3 separate regions of the Homo sapiens genome follow, and all the other regions are linked to region 1. Evidence: chromatin contacts called from ENCODE Hi-C or POLR2A ChIA-PET data. All regions are on one chromosome and are shown on one strand. Each heading gives the region's core, a stretch centred on a gene start or an enhancer-like site at or near the end of the contact. The rest is flanking DNA. Distances are from core to core; before and after follow the strand shown.

Region 1 (3,884 bases), core at 126-2,625:
GTTCATATTTTCCCCTTAAATCTTTGAGCATATTAAAAATAGAGGATATAAAAAATTGCTGCTTATTAATTCTGTTATTTCTGTCATGACGGGTCTGTTTCTGTTGACTCATTTCCCTCCTGGTTATGGATTACATTTTGTTTATTTTTGCATATCTAGTAATTTTGTATGGACTGGTGAATATTATGAATGTTACATTGTTAGGTGTTTAGGTTTTGTTGTCTTCCTTGGAAAAGTGTTAAAATTTATTTTGGCAAGACTTTAAGTTATTTGCTGATAAGGTTAACCCTTTGAGGCTTGTTTTTCATCTGTAGGTCTACAGATCATACTCTAGACCAAGCTCTAGTGTGCTTGATTCTAGCACTGATTTAATTATCTTACCGGTAGGCATGACTGGGAAAAAATGGACATGAAGGAGACATTTGGAGGATAAAATGGTAGAGAAGGAGTTGTCAAGCCTGGGCAAGAGTAATAAATGGAACATTATCAGAATATGGAAGCAAGGTGGAAGAGCTAGTCTAAAGAATATTTAGCTTAATCTACTAAGCCTGGATTGTACACTTATTTTTAATATTACATTTTGGAAGTAGGGAATTATTCTAGTCTAGAAGAGATGCTAGGGACTAGTATCTCTTGTAATGAATGTCACTTTTGTTCTTCATCTCCACTATACCGTTGAATACCTAATAGTCTGTTTTTAGCTCTGCATGTATTTATAGTCAACTTCTCTTCCTGAGTATTAAAATGACAATCTCTATGTAATATATGTGTGGCAGGAAAAATTTGGATAATCACATGGAACTTGTAATAATAGAATTTGGATATATGTTCAGGTCTCCTATTTAAGAGATCTGTAAGGATTGAGAGCTTATTTAGAACCATATTTAAGGTTTTAAATCTGCCTCATCTCTATCTCATTGTGGTGATCAAGCCACTGCTTCTCCTTCTGGGTGAATAGGGATGTCTGATATTGCCAGCCTCCTTTTATTAAACTTATTAAAATGTCATTGTGAAGTCAAGGTCAAGTCGTAGGAATTTACTCTCTTAAGGATTTGTTTTCTTAACCAGTACTTTGTTGTTCTTTGCCAGAGCTAGAGCATGTTTCATTATACTACCCACAAAGGAAATACCACATCTCTTTAAAAGTGAGAGGGTTGATATGACATCCTGTACTTTCGCTATTTTAAGCCCTAGTATTTTAAGCATGTTAACAGAAATAACTCTCCTTTTTTGTAAACAGCTAAGTTTGGGAGGTGTTAAATGATGGGCAGTACTGGGAACAGGAAGATAGTGGCAGATACATAAAAACACAAAAGCTCAGTTTGTTCAGAGATGGGGGTGGGGGTGTTATAGGTGTGCAAGTGAGAGAGTAGTGATGTAAATAGTATTCAGTGAGTACCTGTGATCTGCCAGATACCCTGGGTGCCTTAATTGCTTATTTTAGTTACTTCTTACTACTGTTGTGTGTGATAAATGATCTTTATTTTACAAATGAGAGAAATTAAGGCTCTGAAAGGATGAATCGTGTGTCTAACAATTAGTAGAGGAGTCAGATTCAGAAGCTACGTCTGATGCCAAAACCCATGATCTTTCTAATATTAAGAGTGAAAAATAGGACAATAAGTAGATTAGACACCTGGAGGAATTAGGAGATATGTAGGACTAATACTGTATGTTGGAGACATGATGTGTAGGAACTTGCTTTCTAGGACAAGTTGTCAGCCTTTGTCCTGTAAATGGCAGATAGCAACAAGAATGGGTACAGTGCTGGATAGGAAGTCGAGACCCAGGTCTGGTGGTTCTAGTGTCCTCGGCAAGTTACCCATCTTTAAGTCTCAGTTTCCTTATCTAGGAGGCAGGATTGGATGGTTTCCGAAAGTGTCTTCTACCTTTAATACTCTGTAATTATTTAGATACTATAGCAACCTTATTTTAGCAGTCTTGATTTGATCTCTAGGTGTAAAAACTCAATAGTAATACAGTAATAAAAATAGCTGACAATAGGTCTTTCAGTCTTTTCCCCCCTCCCTTAGTCTTCGTCCCCAATCCCTCCCCTCCCTATCCCTTTCCCTCCTCCAGCTGCCACGTGTGAAGGCAGAGCAGGAACAGCCTGTGTTTAGGGGGGTGGGGAAAAAGAGGCCCAGTTCTGCCCCTCCTGGAAGGAGAGGGAAAAGGTAACTATAACTACCCAATATTGCAGCCATGGAGTCCATGTTTAATAAATTGAAGAGTACTGTTACAGAAGTAACAGCTGATGTCACTAGTGCTGTAATGAGAAATCCTGTCACTAGAGAATTTGATGTTGGTCAGCACATTGCCAGTGGTGGCAGTGGGCTAGCTTGGAAGATTTTTAATGGCACAAAAAAGTCAACAAAGCAGTGGCTGTTTTTGTCTTTGATAAAAAATGATTGACAAATATCAAAAATTTGAAAAGGATCAAATAATTGATTCTCTAAAATGAGGAGTCCAACACTTAACTCGACTTCAACACCCTCGACTTCTTACTGTCCAGCATTCTTTAGAAGAATCCAGGGATTGCTTGGTGTTGTGTACAGAACCAGTTTTTTGCCAGTTTAGCCAGTGTTCTTGGTAACTGGGAAAATCTCCCTTTCCCTATATCTCCAGACATTAAGGATTATAAACTTTATGATGTAGAAACCAAATGTGGTTTGCTTCAGGTTTCTAAAGGATTGTCATTCTTGCATAGCAGTGTGAAAATGGTACATGGAAATATTACTCCTGAAAATACAATTTTGAATAAAAGTGGAGCCTGGAAAATAATGGGTTTTGATTGTTGTGTATCATCAACCAATCCTTCTGAACAAGAGCCTAAATTTCCTTGTAAAGAATGGGACCCAAATTTACCTTCATTGTGTCTTCCAAATCCTGAATATTTGCCTCCTGAATACATACTTTATGTGAGCTGTGAAACAGTCAGTGATATATATTCTTTAGGAACTGTTATGTATGCTGTATTTAATAAAAGGAAACATATATTTGAAGGCAATAAGCAAGACATTTATAAGAGTTTCAGTAGGCAGTTGGATCAGTTGAGTTATTTAGGATCTAGTTCACTTATAAATATACCTGAGGAAGTTCGTGAACATGTAAGGCTACTGTTAAATGTAACTCCAACTGTAAGACCAGATGCAGATCAAATGACAAAGATTCCCTTCTTTGATGATGTTGGTGCAGTAACACTGCAATATTTTGATACCTTATTCCAAAGAGATAATCTTCAGAAATCACAGTTTTTCAACGGACTGCCAAAGGTTCTACTGCCCAAGCATGTCATTGTACAGAGAATTTTGATTTGACTTCAGAATTTGTAAACCCTGACATGGTACCTTTTGTTTTGCCCAGTGTTCTACTGATCGTTGAGGAATGCACCAAAGAAGAATATGTCACATTAATTCCACCTGAACTTGGCCCTGTGTTTAAGCAGCAGGAGCCAATCCAGATTTTGTTAATTTTCCTACAAAAAATGGATTTGCTACTAACCAAAACCCCTCCCAATGAGATAAAGAACAGTGTTCTACCCATGGTTTACAGAGCACTAGAAGCTCCTTCCATTCAATACCAGGAGCTCTGTCTAAACATCATTCCAACCTTTGCAAATCTTATAGACTACCCATCATGAAACATACTTTGATACCAAGAATTAAAAATGCCTGTCTACAAATGTCTTCCCTTGCTGTTCCTGTAAATTCATTAGTGTGCTTAGGAAAGATTTTGGAATACTTGGATAAGTGGTTGGTACTTGATGGTATCCTACCCTTCTTACAACAAATTCCATCCAAAGAGTCTGCAGTCCTCATGGGTATTTTAGGCATTTACAAATGTACTTTTACTCATAAGTTGGGAATCACCAAAGAGCAGCTGAC
Region 2 (3,667 bases), core at 1,094-3,593, 150 kb after region 1:
TCTAGTCATAGTACCTAGAAAACAGTCACTTGCAAAGGATTTATGACACCATTAACAACGGGCCATCCAGCACTGTAAGGGGAGAGACATCGTGTGGCAGTTCTTGTTTTATGGGACCTAGATTTTCTGCACTAGCTTATGGGCTAGAAACTTTGTTAAGCTAGTATTTTTTAAACAATGTACTTGTATTTTTGGTTCCTAAAAACAGTAAAAGTAACACTTGTTTCATAGAGAAAGTACAGAGAAGTATAAAAAGAAAATAAAAATTACTTAAAAACTTGCCATTTGGAAGTAATTCTTTGGTCACATTTTGTGGCCTTTTCCCAATTTTTTTTCCACATGTATATATAACATATGTAAATTTGAATATGTTGCCATGTAATACATATATTTTATATAATCTCTGCTAAATAGTAAATGTATATAAGTCTATTTGTATTACATAAGTATATTTATTATTTTATATATTTATGCCCCAAAGTATTTAAATATAAATATGTGTTTATAATAATCATATAAATAAATGATATATAAATGTTTGTAATCTATATATCCATATAAACATAAAAATATTTTTTAACCTCATTTCACTAAAAGCCTCTGAAGAAACTACTATTACTGTCCCCATTTTTCTGTTGTGAAAAATCACGGCTTGGAAATAAGCTAGTAAGAGAGAGAGCCACAGCCAGATTTAAGTGTCTCACTCAAGGGCTTCAGTGACAGATCACAAAGATTTAGACGTCATTCTACTTGCAGCTGGAAGGCAGTGAAAGAATCTCATGAAGAAAAACATAAAATCATAACTTTTTTAGAGAACAACATTTCAAAAAATTTTATAATAACAAAGCCACAAAAACAGAAGTTCTTAACAAATCCACTATAGGAGAGGGGGTTAGAGCCTCACAAAGGAAGTGCTAGAATCTAGGCCCCAGCATCTCATTCCAGAGTCCCATTCTACCACTGTATTACATGTCACAATTAAACTGTAAATACATTCCATCTCATCACAATCATTCCAGTAATATTCTAGCAGCATCCTAGCTCTTGCAGTGATAACTAAAAAGCAAAACATGCATTTGCCATCGGAAGCAGAAACCTGCATCTCATCCGAAGCTTGAGAGAACCTGAAAGCCACTCGCTCTCAGGCCCAAACCCCTAACCGGCAGGTAGTATTGCCACTCCCTCCAATCCAGGCTGGCTGCCTCAGACTGCGGGCTGCCCCGGAACCTGACAGACATCCATTCTGCACGCACATGATGTCCATAACAGGGCGCTGCAGCCACGGCATTCAAACAACCCAGCAAAGGTGTCCAAACCTCAGCAAAACATATAATCCCATCATTTTCAAACAGAATGAAACTTGCAACTTCACCTGTAAATTCTTAACCCCACAAGTGCAGGTCTCTGATTGTGTCTATCTAGTCTTCCCATTATATTGTTTTTTGAACTGTTCTGTATCTTTTTAATTTTTTTTTTTTTTTTTTTTTGAGACGGAGTTTCGCTCTTGTTGCCCAGGCTGGAGTGCAGTGGCACGATCTCGGCTCACCACAACTTCCACCTCCCAGGTTCAAGCGATTCTCCTGCCTCAGCCTCCCGAGTAGCTGGGATTACAGGCATGCGCCATCATGCCCGGCTAATTTTGTATTTTTAGTAGAGACGGGGTTTCTTCATGTTGGTCAAGCTGGTCTCAAACTCCCGACCTCAGGTGAACCACCGCCTCGACCTCCCAAAGTGCTGGGATGACAGGCGAGAGCCACCACGCCCAGTCTTTTTTAATTTCTTTAAAAAATAAATAATTGAATTAGTAGGACCACATGGGTGTGTTTGTGTGTATGTGTGTGTGCGTTTATGTTGGCAAGTGTGTATGTTGGTGGGTATGTGTGTTGGTGGGAGGATAGCTGTAGCAGCAAAGTCAGTAGAGATTTAAATTTTGGCTTCTATTATTTCACAAGTTTGACTGGGATCAGGATGAGGCCTTTATACAAGTAGTTAAACTTGCAGCATTTCAGAAGCTCCTAGGACTTCATCAGTCTAAGCTAGAATGGCCTTCAGATCTGGAAACTGCACGGCCCTCGGCAAGGCTCTCAGAGGGACTGCTACCTCTTACACTAACTTCATGGTTTCCCCATCCACACTCACATACGAGGATCACCTCCATGGCCCCAGGGCCACCCGATCTCACTCTCAGCAGCCTAGAAAACTCCAGAATCAAAGGCCTTCCTCCCAAAAGGCCCCTCTGACCTTAACAAAGAGGCAAATCCTTACCTTACTCTCACGATGGTAGCACCTTCGTCACAGGCCTATCCACTACCATCTGAGCATCTAAGACAAGAGCAAACGTCTAATGAAGGACGGAAGGGCACAGCCAGCCAGCTCTACTTCCTGTTTCGAAACTCCTGAGTCACAAACACTAGAGGGGAAAGAGCGCTTACCACTTGCCCCTGAGTGAGCAGAGTGCCTTCTAAAGCTTCTAAAGCTGCAGGAAAAAGGCCTGGTGGTCCAGGAGACCGCACGCAGGGCACCTGGCCACCTGAGCACTGGCCCCTGGCTGTGACTTTGGATGGGCCATTTTACCTTTGGGGCCTCATTTCCACATTCCAAAACAAGGACGTTGGACTGGATTGTAACTAAGAACACTTTCATTTCATATTTAGGATTTAAAGATTTTTCTGGGTTCATCATTAAGACTTTAATTTTTTCATTCAATGAATCTTGATGGAGCACCTCAGAGAGGTCTTGAGATTGGACACTGCAGAGCCCTCTCATCTTGGTTCTCAGGGTGGCTGTGAACTTTCAGAGCTAAAGCCCCTGGTTTAGCCAAGGAGCATCTCTGTGGCCCCAAGGTCACCAGATTCCACCCTCAGCAGCCTAAAATACTCTAAAATTAAAAAAAAAAAAAAACTCTAAAAAGAAAAAACTCTAAAATGAAAAACCTCTAAAAAGAAAAAACTCTGAAATAAAAAAATTCTAAAATGAAAAAAATCTAAAAAGAAAAAACTCTAAAATGCAAAAACTCTTTGGTAAGATGGTAAGTCCATCTTACCAAAGGTGATCCTTGTATATGAGTGTAGCTGAGGAAACCATGAAGTTAGCTGAAAGCTGGGTTTACCATCTTATCAAAGAAGCAAATCCTGGGGCCCTCACCATGTTGGGCTCTAGGGATATACCAGTAAACAAAATATTGCCTTCATACTGAGAGTTAGATGAAATGTTTTCTGATATTAAAAGTAGGAAAAGAAAATCAAACACCTCTCTTCTTTGAAACTGCCTTTTGTCTTTCCCCAAATAGAATATAAGCTTTCAGAGGGTAGGGACTCATAGCTGAGAAGACTGAACGAAGTATCTGAAAAGGACTCTTCACCAGAGAGGGCTAGGTCAAGATGGCCTCATAATATCAATGCCTGGATGGCCACCGTGGCTCATGCATGTAATCCTAGCACTTTGAGAGGCCAAGGTGGGAGGATCCCTTGAGCATAGGAGTTTGAGACCAGCCTGGGCAACAAAATGAGACACCATCTCTATGAAGAAAAATTTTTTAATTAGCCAGGTGTGGTAGCACGCGCCTGTGGTCCCAGCTAATCTGAAGGCTGAGATGGGAAAATTGCTTGATCCCAGGATGTTGAGGCTGCAGTGAGCCGTGATTGCACCACTGCACTGCAGCCTGGGT
Region 3 (3,558 bases), core at 59-2,558, 230 kb after region 1:
AGAGGGCTGAAGCAGAAGGATCATTTGAGCCCCGGGGATGGAGGTTCCAGTGAGCCATGATTGTGCCACTGCACTCCACCCTGGGTGACAGAGCAAGACCCTGCCTCAAAAACAAAACAAAACAACAACAAAAAAACCTCCTAGACCTCAGAAGGAAAGGGTGATTTTAGACAAGAGTTGCTCAAATCAGCGAAGGAAGATAAAAATTACATGAGTCAATGTTTCCATCTGACTAGTCTATAAACTATGGTATTCTACATACTAAATTTCATTATAATCAGAGAAGCACTTCAGGAGACTGAGGCAGGTGGATCACTGTGAGGCCAGGAATTCGGGACAAGCCTGGGCAACACGGTGAAACCCCGTCTCTACAAAAAATACAAAAATTAGCTGGGCTTGGTGGTGTATGCCTGTGGTCCCAGCTTCATAGGAAGCTGAGATGGGAGGATTGCTTGAACCTGGGAGGCGGAAGTTGCAGTAAGCCAAGATTGTGCCACTGCACTCCAGCTTGAGTGCTGGAGGGTGAAAGAGGGAGACTCCGTCTCAAATAAATAAATAGATAAATAAATAAATAAATAAATAAATAAATAAAGGAAGGAAGACACAGCAAAAATCAAAACCTCCATAACAAACAGTGGTTATATCGAGGTGACATAACTATAGATAATACAAATTTCCTTCTGGGCTTCCAATTGAATTTCTCAAATTTTATGCATATGTGAGCATACACATTACTTTTGGTGTTAAAAGAAACAAAAAAATGTCATTTTTAATGTGATAATCCAGGGGATCTTCCCTGCTACTAGCCCTGAGGTCAAATGAGTGGTTTATTGGAGACACCTTTCTATTCTACCGCATCTAGCATTTGCCTTGTGGTTTCTTGACAATTCTGATCTCTAGTTTTAGTGAGTCTACCAAACTTTGTCTCTGTGAGCTAACATATTTCTGCCCCGGTAAAAGGCTATGTTGGAGGCTTCCGGATTTTTTAACTTTTGTTTTCCCAGGCATGACAAAGAAATCTAAGAAAAAATAGTGCCATTGCTGACAAGTTTTTGCAAGTTTCTACAACACGAAGCCATGAAGCAAAGGAAAAGATTCAAGCATGAGACTCTGGAGTAAGAAGGGTTGTTAATTACATACCTTCAGATCAAGCTCCACCAATCTTCTGGAAGTAAACGGTTCTCAGGGAAATTGCCTGAAAACAAAGTTTTAAAGAAAGTAGAATCCTCTGTGTGCTCCAAGGTCCAAAGAAGCTCCCATTTGCTTGGGAAGAGACTTCAAGACTTGCTGGTTGTTTAAGTGAAAACTGAATCTTCAGGACTGGGTAGCCTGATACTAGTTTCCTGCTGATGTCATCACTGCTTATCTGCCTTTTTCCCTCCCCTTTTCCAGGGTTAAGATAACTTTGACAAACAGCGTCTCCTAAAGGCTAATTTACAACTTTCTCACTGTAGAGCTTGGGGTTTCCCCAGGTAAAGCAAAAGCTTCCTAGAAACGAACCCGTGGAAGCCACAAAGTGCTTCAGGCTTTCCTTTGGATCTCCATTTCCTTGGTAAGTCAAAAAGGGAAGCATCTGTTTTCCTAACCAACTCCTTCCCCAAACACACTTCACTTTTCAAATAAAGCCAAAAAGCTCATGAAATAGTTGTCGGCCATGTTAACCCTTTCTTATGTCCACATGCAAATAAACAATGGAGCGATCTCCACTTACCGCAACCTCTGCCTCCTGTGTTCAAGTGATTCTCCTGCCTCAACCTCCCGAGTAGCTGGGATTACAAGCATGCGCCACCACGCCCGGCTAATTTTTTGTATTTTTAGTAGAGACGAGGTTTCACCATGTTGGCCAGGCTGGTCTCGAACTCCTGAGCTTGTGATCCACCCTCCTTGGCCTCCCAAAGTGCTGGGATTACAGGCATGGAGCCACCGTGCCCGGCCCACAAATAAAATTTTTAAAAGATAAAAGAAAAGTGGGGATTCACTTTCAGTCTTTGTGGGAGAAATTAAGAAATAAAAAGAAAAAGAAAGGAAAAAAAAAAGAAAAGTGGGGATGGTGAATTACAAGCCCATTTGGAGGTACCTGCAAGAGACTCAACAAATTTGTGGTAGGCAAAACTGACAGTATGTGTTCTCACAGCACATTCAAACCAGCAGGAAAGTGAGACTTTGAAGACATTATTTCTAATCATAAAAACAATACTGCACACTAATATTGCAACTACCATGTGCCAGGGCATTTACAAATATTTACTCATTTCACCATCCCAACAACACTGTAAGATAAATACTATTACTATGACTGCTGCTTTAACATGTGAAAACTAAGGCACAGAAAGGTTAATTAATTTGCCCAAGGTCACACAGTGAGCGGCTGGAAGAGCCAAGATTTAAACCAGCAAGTTTGGATCAAAGTCACTACACTATAATTAAGCTAACTCAAATGTGCAGCACTCTGGAAAGAGGTACAGAGTCTTAGAAAGATGTTTTATCTATGGGGAAAAAAAGCAAGATTTATGATGCTTTGATTAGCAAATGTATTAAAATGTCCTTTCCATGTCCTAGGCATCATTCAGAGAACTTCTGTGCTTAAGAAAGACAAGTCCTGGGGCCAGGTGCAGTGGCTCCCGCCTGTAATCCCAGCACTTTGGGAGGCTGAGGCAGGCGGATCACGAGACCAGCTTGGCCAAGATGGTGAAACGCTGTCTCTACTACAAATACAAAAAATTAGCTGGGCGTGGTGGCACACACCTGTAATCCTAGCTGCTCGGGAGGTTGAGGCAGGATAATCGCTTGAAGGCAGGAGGTGGAGGTTGCGGTGAGCGGATATCACGCCATCACACTCCAGCCTGGGCTACAGAGCAAGACTCCTTCTCAAAAAAAAAAAGAAAAGAAAAAGACAAGTCCTGGCCAGGCACAGTGGCTCACACCTGTAATCCCAGCACTTTGGGAGGCTGAGGTGGGCAGATTGCTTGAGGTCAGGAGTTCAAGACCAGCCTGGCCATCATGGTGAAACCACATCTCAACTAAAAACATAAAATTCGCCAGGCTTGGTGGCACATGCCTGTAATCCCAGCTACTAGGAGGCTGAGGCTGGAGAATCGCTTGAACCCGGGAGGCAGAGGTTGCAGTGAGCCAAAATCGTGCCATTGCACTCCAGCCTGGGCGACAGAGAAAGACTCTCTCAAAAAAAAAAAAAAAAAAAACCTTCTTGGGAAAGGGGGGCCGGAGCACAGCAGGCTGGGTTACTCACTACCCCAGTTCCAGGGAAGGTGGGGCCCTGACCCTAGAATGCTGCAGCAGAGTGAGGAGGGGGCCCCAACTGACCATAAAGAGTGTAGGGACCACCTTCTTTGCCTGTTCTGTTGGGACCAGGCTAGTCATTATTTGTCCCAGCCTGGGGCTCCCCCTGTGGTTTCCAATTTGCAGTTACTTTAACTTAAAATATAAATATTATTTTCTGGAAAATAACTTAAAAAGGAAGAAAGACAAGCCGTAAGTCTTGGTCTTCTATTTAGTTGTTTTATTATAAATATTAAATTTATTGGGCCATTTAGGGAGGCA

Evidence for each region. Hi-C counts contacts between places; a loop is a spot of excess contacts on that map. ChIA-PET counts read pairs that join two places held with the same protein, here RNA polymerase II (POLR2A). Pooled maps may share reads with other maps.
Region 2: a loop to region 1 is called in a pooled map, with 4 times the contacts of the local background. The contact joins the promoter of CASP8 here to the enhancer-like site in region 1. A Hi-C loop is called at or near these places in 1 of 37 single-sample maps with no recorded cell type and 10 of 50 pooled maps. POLR2A ChIA-PET finds 5 or more read pairs at or near these places in 4 of 52 experiments (activated CD4-positive, alpha-beta memory T cell, activated CD8-positive, alpha-beta T cell, activated CD8-positive, alpha-beta memory T cell and 1 more).
Region 3: a pooled map shows a loop between it and region 1 (3-fold over the local background). The contact joins the promoter of CASP10 here to the enhancer-like site in region 1. A Hi-C loop is called at or near these places in 7 of 50 pooled maps. POLR2A ChIA-PET finds 5 or more read pairs at or near these places in 2 of 52 experiments (activated T-cell and common myeloid progenitor, CD34-positive).

The regions. Positions count from the first base shown.
Region 1 is chr2:201,411,627-201,415,510 of GRCh38, reverse strand. All of the region lies in intron 2 of TRAK2 (trafficking kinesin protein 2), which reads left to right. It also overlaps the pseudogene SCYL2P1. Among named protein-coding and RNA genes, the nearest start is that of TRAK2, 38 kb to the left of the region's middle. Within about 2 kb of position 1,375, at least 5 of the 41 ENCODE cell types and tissues checked have a DNase peak (open chromatin) inside an H3K27ac peak, as active enhancers do.
Region 2 is chr2:201,259,212-201,262,878 of GRCh38, reverse strand. It overlaps CASP8 (caspase 8), which reads right to left and starts at 2,343. Exons shown (of 9, transcript NM_001372051.1): 1 at 2,266-2,343.
Region 3 is chr2:201,180,891-201,184,448 of GRCh38, reverse strand. CASP10 (caspase 10) reads right to left here and starts at 1,308. Exons shown (of 10, transcript NM_032977.4): 1 at 1,141-1,308.